Regions from separate parts of the Homo sapiens genome. Here region 1 is linked to region 2. A link is an interaction called in ENCODE POLR2A ChIA-PET data of the cell type or tissue named here. Cell type or tissue: CD4-positive, alpha-beta T cell. All regions are shown on one strand. Links, peaks and the distances in the headings refer to the core of each region. The heading gives the core; the rest is flanking DNA.

The links. Peaks named below come from ENCODE experiments on the same cell type or tissue, not always from the same donor. Only the 100,000 strongest peaks of a DNase experiment are listed, where the experiment ranks them.
Region 1: POLR2A ChIA-PET joins it to region 2 with 6 read pairs; 3 of 35 experiments call an interaction of 5 or more read pairs at or near these places.

The regions. Positions count from the first base shown.
Region 1 is chr12:29,101,495-29,105,902 of GRCh38, reverse strand. No RefSeq gene overlaps it. Among named protein-coding and RNA genes, the nearest start is that of FAR2, 46 kb to the left of the region's middle. In CD4-positive, alpha-beta T cell, for the core only: no CTCF peak of the experiment used is centred there; a DNase peak (open chromatin) is centred at 2,202; H3K4me3 peaks cover 971 bases; H3K27ac peaks cover 3,175 bases.
Region 2 is chr12:29,158,743-29,163,150 of GRCh38, reverse strand. The region is part of intron 1 of FAR2 (fatty acyl-CoA reductase 2); the gene reads right to left. Among named protein-coding and RNA genes, the nearest start is that of FAR2, 12 kb to the right of the region's middle. In CD4-positive, alpha-beta T cell, for the core only: no CTCF peak of the experiment used is centred there; a DNase peak (open chromatin) is centred at 2,680.

The DNA of each region.
Region 1 (4,408 bases), core at 180-4,179, 57 kb after region 2:
CTATGTGCTGCAATATTATAAATGCTTTTCATATATTTGCTCATTTAATTCTCATAACAGTCTTATGAAGGAGGCAATACTACTATCCCCACTTTACAGCTGAAATGATTTTAAAAATTAGCTGGAGAACATTGCATTTAGGAAAAAATAATTCAAAATTGATGGCAGTGGAGAATGGTTGTAGTATCTTAACTTGAAATTATGTTTGTGTATGTGTGTGTGTGTGTGTGAATTTGTGTGTAAATGTGATCAAAACTGCATTTATACACCCATGGTTTTGAAATACTTGATCTCTTGGAAAATGATGTAACAATTTTTCTTATTCCATGAATGAGATATATAGAGGCGTATAATCTAAAAGAGCAGTTCATTTTAAAATCAATATACTCAGAATATACTTAAATACCGGGCTATTAAATTCTTTTTTCCATGGATGTTTCACATCTGGAACTTCCTGTAACAAAATAGAAATGCTTACTAAACAATCTAGCCCTCTTTTGCTTATACATTAGATCTTTGGCATGAGATCAGGGAAGATCTGGGTGTGAGGCTTCAGACTTCAGATCTTGAGGATGGCTGAGATTGTGTGGTCCTATTGCCCTTTCTATTATTTTACACTTTGTGATTTTTCCCCCTCTTGAAGGTTGATTTTTTTTATTTCTTGACAGATAAAGAAGAAGATAAGTAAACACTTCAGTTCTAAGAATTACTTTTATTTAACATAAATCAGGAGTTACTCATGTTAACAAGCTTAGAAGGTTATTTAGCAGGTTCCTTGGCAACAAACCTTTCAATGCATTTTAAAGTAATATCATAAATTCCATACTTGCTTGTTGAATGAATGAATTGAAATTGAAGTCAGGTAGGTTAATGTCAATAGGCATAATTTGGCCTCAACATCTACAAAGAGCTTAAAACAGCAGGGTTTTATTTTAAAAATTGCTTTCCTGTCTTTTAAGTAACCACAACAGTTCTATTATGGGCAGCCTTCTACCTGAGGAAACTGACACACTGAAGCAAGTGACTTAGTGAGACCAAAAAATAAATGAACAGTGTGAGGTCTGCAAAAGGGGAGACAGTGGCATTAGATCACACTTCATTGTAAAAATAATTGGAGGGAGAAATAATTCTGTATCTTACAAGACATGACTGTTTTGTTCTTTACCAGACTACTTCGAATTGAAACAGGAAGCCTGTTGTATTGAGATCTATGTCTTGGCAACTATGAGCAAAGCCATGGGTGTGAAATAAAACATGGGCATTTTCAATTCACATTTTTCTTAAAAAGTCATGATGCAATTGAAGGTTTTTAGTAACACTGATTCACTGCCTCGATCAACATGTTTCCTAACTCCTGGTTCTATTTTGAGACTAGATGGAACATTAATACACTTAACACGATTCTTTTAGGATCTGTCCCACCTACAGCAAACTGTTCAGGAGCTGAAAACACAAAAGAACCTTGGTAATGTCTCAGGAATTGCAGACCTCAAACTAGGCTCAGGTGAGAAGTGGAGCCACTGCGCTTCCCTCTTTCTACTCCTTGGTTTTCTTGGTAGCAAACCAAAAGCACCTAAAGTGATACATGGTAATGGAGAACCATCCAAAGGTAGGGCTAATAACTCGATCATTCTCCTAGCTCTCAGCACTGGCCTTCTTTCTTCATCATCCAAGATCTATACATAGTTAAAAGTGAGTGAGGTCTATCCTGCCTTTGAAGAACCCATAGTCTAGTGGGAGATGCTGACATTAGTATTATTACTGTAATATAGTGTCATAAATAAAATTCTAGGGGATATTCTGCTAGTGCAGAGGGGAAAGCATCAACCAATGAAGTGTAGAGGGCAAGGGAATGTTTGGTAAGAGAAGGATTCTTGGAGACAAATAGGAAATGTTTCCCTGATGGAAAGAGGCTTTGGTGTAGTGTGGGGAAGAACCATGCATGCAGAAAACAATAGCTTGTGTGATTCAGAAACAAGGTAAAAGACTGTGGAGTGTGTGTGAGGAGGCACAAGATGTTCCCTATGGTGACAATGTAAATGTGGGAAGGGGGAACTGAGGGATGTGAAGCAGGGGCCTGCACAGAGAGGCTCTTGGATGCTGTGCTAAGGATCTTAGATCTTATTCTGTAGAACATGGAGAAGCCTCGAAATGTGTGAGGCAGGAAATGACATGAGTAGGTTTCATTTTCGATAAACCGCAGTGGTAGCTGTGCATGGGATAAACTTGAGAGGAACAACCCTGAAAGCAAGAAACCGGTTAGAAATTTGGAGATATTGGTGATAATCACTGAGTTTCAGTTTCAATTTCATAACACTCATAAGAAAATATTGCAATGAGACAGCGTAAGGCATGGGGTTTGAAGCCAGAGGGCCTGGGTTTGAATTTGCCTGTGTTACTCCAGGCAAATCATTAAAGTCCAAGACTCATGTGTAGAGTCTTCCTTCATGTGTAGAATGGGAATAAAAATAAAGCTGTCTTATCAGTTAGTATGAAAATTAACAAGATGATCAATGCAAATTGCATAGCACAGTGCTTGGTATTATATAGCCCTTGATAAATATTAACCACTATCATCACATAATAAACAGCAAAATAAAGAAATGTAGTAAGAAATATCAATGAAATTTCTGAAAAATATAACCACTCATTCCAATCTAATACTGTAAAAAAATGATCGTTTTTATTCCAGCAAGGACTCAGGAAAAAAACCTATCAAAATGAAAACAGCAAAGGGAACTTAGTTGTTTTCTGCAAAAGAAATCCTGCCCTTGTTGACATGTACCCTGGTTTCCAAAATGCAAAGTTGTATAGTTTTCATGACCTTGTGTTAAGTTACACATAGGGAAAATGCAAAGTAGGTATCATTATTTCTGCAGTGTGTTAACTGATGATAAAAAATATTTGATGTAGTCAGTAGCTACAGATCCTATCAGTACTTGAAAGGCTTCACTGCCCAGAGTTGATGAATAAAACCGCAGTTCTTTTTGGCTGGCTTCATAAGATCTCACAGTATCTTTCCTTGACTGGCTGATGACAATGGAATGAAGTACAGGTGTGAGTTTCATTGTATTCAACCTATTTTTAACGTATTTAGTAGTTTTCTTTTTCTATCATTTTGATGTATTTAAATTTTGTAATTTTATTTGTTTGTTTTATATTTAAAAATTGATTTATTTGCAAATGTTTCAAAATATGGGAGTTTAAAACAACATTTAAAAACCCCCTCCACTTTACTACTCTATATTCTTCTACCCAACCTAGTGGTCTGTCCTAACCTTGAAGATGAGACCTGAGCAATTATAGGCTTCTTGATAGAATCAATCCCTTAGTCATTCTAAAGATGACTACGATTACAGGGCAAATTTTACCAGGAAGCACTTCTATTATTATTATGAAGATAACAGTTCTCTTTATCTTTAGCTCATCTGCAGTCTATTTGTAAACTATGCATTTAGCCAAAAGCACATAAAAATTGTTTCAAGGGAAAATACTCATTTTTATAAGCTAGTAGACTAAAACGATTTAAATCCATAGAAGAAGTAGAAAATAACTAGTCAGAAAAGACTTTTTATTTTTTGTGGGGAATTTTTGGATATCACGACAAATATAGTAGAAAACACTATTTTTTTTAATGAAGTGCCAAACACCAAACTATAAAACTCCCAGCAGACAGCAGAAAAACAGGTAGATTAACTACGGTTTGGCCATGAATTCTTAGATACTGCATGAAAAACACAATCCATTAAAGAAGAAATTAGTATACTAGATTTTTTAAATTAAAAACTGCTTTACATAGATAATGTTAAGAGAATAAAGCAAGCCACAGACTGGGGGAAAACCTTTGAAAAATACACATCTAGAAGAACTGGTATTCAAAATATGCAAAGAATTCTTAAAACTCAAAGGTAAGAAAGCAAACAACCCAATTAAAAATAAGCAAAATATCTCAACAGACAATCAAAGAAGATATCAAATGGCAAATGAGAAAATGCTCAGTATCATATGTCAGTAGGGATTTAAATTAAAACAACAACGAGATGCCACTATATAACTATTAGAATGGCAGATATCCAAAATACTGACAACACTAAATTCTGCTAAGGATGTGGAGTAATAGGCACTTTCATTCATTGCTGGTAGAAGTGCAAAATGGTACAGCCACTTTGGAAGACTATTTAGCAGTTTCTTGTAGAACTAAACACACTCTTACCATATGATCCAGCAATATGCTCCTTGGTATTTACCCAAAGGAGTTAAAATCTTATGTCCACACAAAAACCTGCACATGAATGTTTATAGCAGCTTTATTCATAGTTACTAAAACCTGGAAGCAACCAAGATGTCCTTTAACAGGTGAATGAATAAATAAATGGTGGTACATGCAGACTATCAAATATTATTCAGT
Region 2 (4,408 bases), core at 284-4,283:
TCCTGTCCTATCCTTCAGTGGGCAAACCTCAGACTTTGAGAAGGGGTTCCCAGGTCTCCCCTCACTCTGGGCTGAGTTGAATGTCCTATCTGCCAAACTCTCACAGCCTCTATTCATTATCACATTTATGTAAGTGACTACTTAGTTGTCTATTTTCTCCACTGGATTGCAAATGCCTTCAGGGCAATGACTGTGTTTTACTCTTCTTAATATTCACAGAATTTAATACAATACTTGGTACAATAATCATTGAATAAATACTCGTTGAATGAATGCGTCAAAGAATGAATGGCCACCTAGCTAATCTTTCTGCCTTCAATCTCTCCTTATTCCATGTCTTCCACCTTGATGAGAGTTGGGGGAACTAATGAGACAGTAAATGTGTGAGTATAATGAAGACAAGTGGGCCTTGTCTTCATTTGCCTTCCTTAATAATAAAAGATAAGCCTTTTGGTTATTTCTCCCCAAATGTTTGGTCAAGACCTTTCCACACTATTAATTTTTTTCACCAATAACCCTTATGTCTAGGATCCAAATTAATTTTAAATTGTATACTTTGATTTTTTAGAGTGATCTATTTCCAAGGGGATGCATTTATTTGTTTTATTTTACTTAATCTATTAGACCAGAAATTAGGTTCCTGCAAGCAGATTAAATGAGCATTTGACCTTAACACTGAACAGCCTAGGCTATTCACAGTCAAAATGGGCTGCAGAAGTCATTATAGTGAGATATGTTTTAAATGACTTGATCCTTAAATGTGTTCATTCTGAGGCATCCAGACTGCTACTGTGTGCCCGTGATTTAAAATGAAATGCAGAATTCTAATGATTAATGTAGAGTCAATTGAATATCCACATGGAAAAACATGTATTTTATTTCTCACATCACACAAAAAATTAATTTCAGATGGATAGTATAACTTTTAGTGTAAAAGGCAAAACAACACAATTTTTAGAAAAGAACATCTTGCTTCATGAGTAGGCAAAAAATACTATGAAGAACACCACTAATAAATTGAACTCTATTAAGATTAAGAATTTGTGTTCATTAAAAGATAAAAAAGAGCAAAAAGGCCAGGCATAGATTGGGAGAAGACATTGACAAAGCACATATCTAACAAAGGAATTGTATCCAGAACATATAACGTATACCCACAAATAACTATGAAAAAGATAGATAACCCAATAGACAAATGAGCAAAGACTTGGGGGACATCACAAGAGAAGATATCCAAGTGGCCAAAAAATATATAGAAAGGTGCTCAATCTTTTCACTCACCAGAGAAATACAAATAAAACTACCATGCCTCACAACTACTCTCTCACCCAAATGGTTAAAATGAAAATGACAGAAAATAAGAAGTGTTGACAAGAATGTGGAACAAGGGAAATTCTTGACTACCACTGCTGGGAGTATTACTTGAACGATCACTTTGGAAAACGCTTTGGCAGATTTATTAAAGCTCTTTGCATAAAGCAATTTCACACCTAAGTATACCCCAAAGAAATGTGTACGTATGTTTAACAAAAGACATTCTCAAGAATGCTCATAGCAGCTCTAGTCCTAAGAAACTCACAATGGAAACTACTAAAGTCTTCATCAACAGAATGCATAAAGTATGGCATATTCACAGTATGGAGTATTACACAGCAATGTGAATGAATAATCTACAAATACACACAATAATTTGAAAGATCTCACAAACATAATATTGAGTAAATAAGCCAGATGTAAAAAAAAGTATTACTATATAATTTCATTTATACAAACTCCAAAAACTGGTAAAGCTAATCTATGTTTGAACTTGGCTAATCTGTGACTTAGAAGTCAAGACAGTGGATAATCTGGGAGGCACTAGGTACTGACTGCCCAGGAGTATGAGGGGAGCTTATAGGATGCTGATAAATGTTTTTCTGCTTTTCTTTTTTAACTTGGAAGATAGAATCTGGGAGGTGTCTGTGTGTGTTAAATGCATTTGTGATATATTCACTTTTCCACACAGATGTTATACCTAAAAAATAATAAAGATCATGTGGAGAAGAAACTCTTGGTGAAGTCAGTAGTCATTACTTATGTTCACTATTAATCCATACCAAAAATATATGTACTTTTTTTTAGTACACAGAAAGTGGTTTGCAGATAGTTTCATCTCATTTTCCATTGTGATAATAAGAAGTCAAGTAATAATTTCCTGGGTGTTATGGGTTGAATTGTTTTATATGTTGAAGTCCTAAACCTCAGTACCTTAGAATGTGACCTTATTTGGAAATATGATCACTGCAAATACAATTAGTTAAGATGAGGTCATACTGGAGTGGGGGGGGGTCCCTAATCCCATATGATGGATGTCTTTATAAAAAGACAGATATACGCATAGAAAGAAGAGGATGTGAGACACAAGGAGAAGACAGCCATCTATTAGCAAAGAGAGGTCTGGAACAGATCCTTCCCTCACAGCTCTCAGAAGCCAACCCCGCTGACACCTGGATCTCAGACATCTAGCCTCCAAAACTGTGAGACAATACACTTCTTTTGGTTAAGCCGCCCAGTTTGTGGTACTTTGTTACAGCAGCCCTAGCAAATGAATACATTGGGAAGACTGAAAGGTTAAGTAACTTGCCTTTGAATACAGCCATATAGCAGGAAGTTAAGTAACTTGCCTTTTGATACGCAGCCATATAGCAGGAAGTGAAGGTGATATCAAGGGTTCTTCTGCACCGGAAACACCCACCTCCCACAGTCTACCTCAATTAGCATCTCATACACTTGGCAAGGCTACTGTAGGGAATGGAGAGCCATGGAAGGTGTTATGCAGGGGAATGACATAATCCTTTCTCTGTTTTGGAACAATGTAATGCTCATGAATCACTGAAGATGAAATATAAAATCCTATGTATCCCAAACAGCTGTACAGTCTCTGTGAGGAATCTTCAGAAGGCATCTTTCCTGAACTGACAGTGGCCAAAGTCTAGAGGACTTCAAGGAACTAAAATGGCCCACTTAATGGCTCCTAAAGCAGTCATTACCCCATGTTGTTCTGGTCATGAATTCTGTGAGAATCTGTTGAAAGCTAGAAATCCTCTCATCAGACAATGCCTGTACTCATCTAGTTCAGGAGAATAAGTAAGGACTTATAGGGCAGATGGTTGGTTTTTGATCTTGCCTCCAGAAATAAAGACAGATAGCTGAAGATAATGGGGTTTTTCCACTTATCTTAGAGGAAGTAAGCAACTAACTACTGATCCTATGCCAAGATTCAACGGTATCATTCTGGAAACTTCATAACTTCTTCACATTGGTTATTTTTGCTCTTCCCCTCTCACTTTCCCCACAAGGATTAGCACTTAAGTACTTAAAACACCAAGAGTTTGTGTCTATCTTTAGATACAGAAGGAAAGTAAAGCTAGAGGATGCAAGCTACGTCTCAGCCAGTTTGAGGAAAGAGAGGACCTGGTGACACAGTGAGTAAACGAGAGGAGAGACACACAAGCTAATAACCCCCAAGCCTTGCGGTGGTGAATCAAGAACATTGTTTTCTGGGGAAGAATTTTCATGATCTTCCCTATGGAATTTTTCATAATTCATTTCAACTCTATTTCCCATCATACCCTCTTTTTTTTTTTTTTCCGAGACAGAGTCTCACACACAGTGGCGCAATCTTGGCTCATTGTAAGCTCTGCCTCCTGGATTCACACCATTCTCCTGCCTCAGCCTCCCGAGTAGCTGGGACTACAGGCACCTGCCAACATGCCCAGCTAATTTTTTGTATTTTTCGTAGAGATGGGGTTTCACCATGTTAGCCTGGATGGTCTCGATCTCCTGACCTCATGATCCGCCCGCCTTGGCCTCCCAAAGTGCTAGGATTACAGGCATGAGCCACCGTGCCCGGCCTCCCATCTTACTCTTATTGGTGTTAAGTGCTTGGTGCTATGGGAAGTCAAGTCATTGACTGGGGCTAGTTAGAAGAGGGAAGAAGGGAAAATAAAGATATATGAGCATTGTATATTTACACATTGGGTATCATTACTGAAAAATTGCACAAACTCCAAGTTGCAACCGGCCAAATATTGCTCAAAGAGTAGGGAGTACTAAAATTTGAGGGCTGGTACTATAACTTGTTTTGCATTCTATTTGCAAAGCTAAACACCCTGCCTGGCACATAGTAGGTACTCAGTAAATAGTACAAATGAATAAATGAATGAATGGAATGGAATTGTCATGGGATTTGCAGTCATAAGATGTGGATACTAGCCTTGATGCACCCACTAACTAGATGTGTGACAAGCCACTTTACGTCTTCAGGACTGGCTTTTATTTTCTTTAAGAGAATTGAACCAAATATAGATATGGTACTTGAACATTCTACAATTTCCAGTGTGAATATACTTAGTTAAGACAAAGCTAT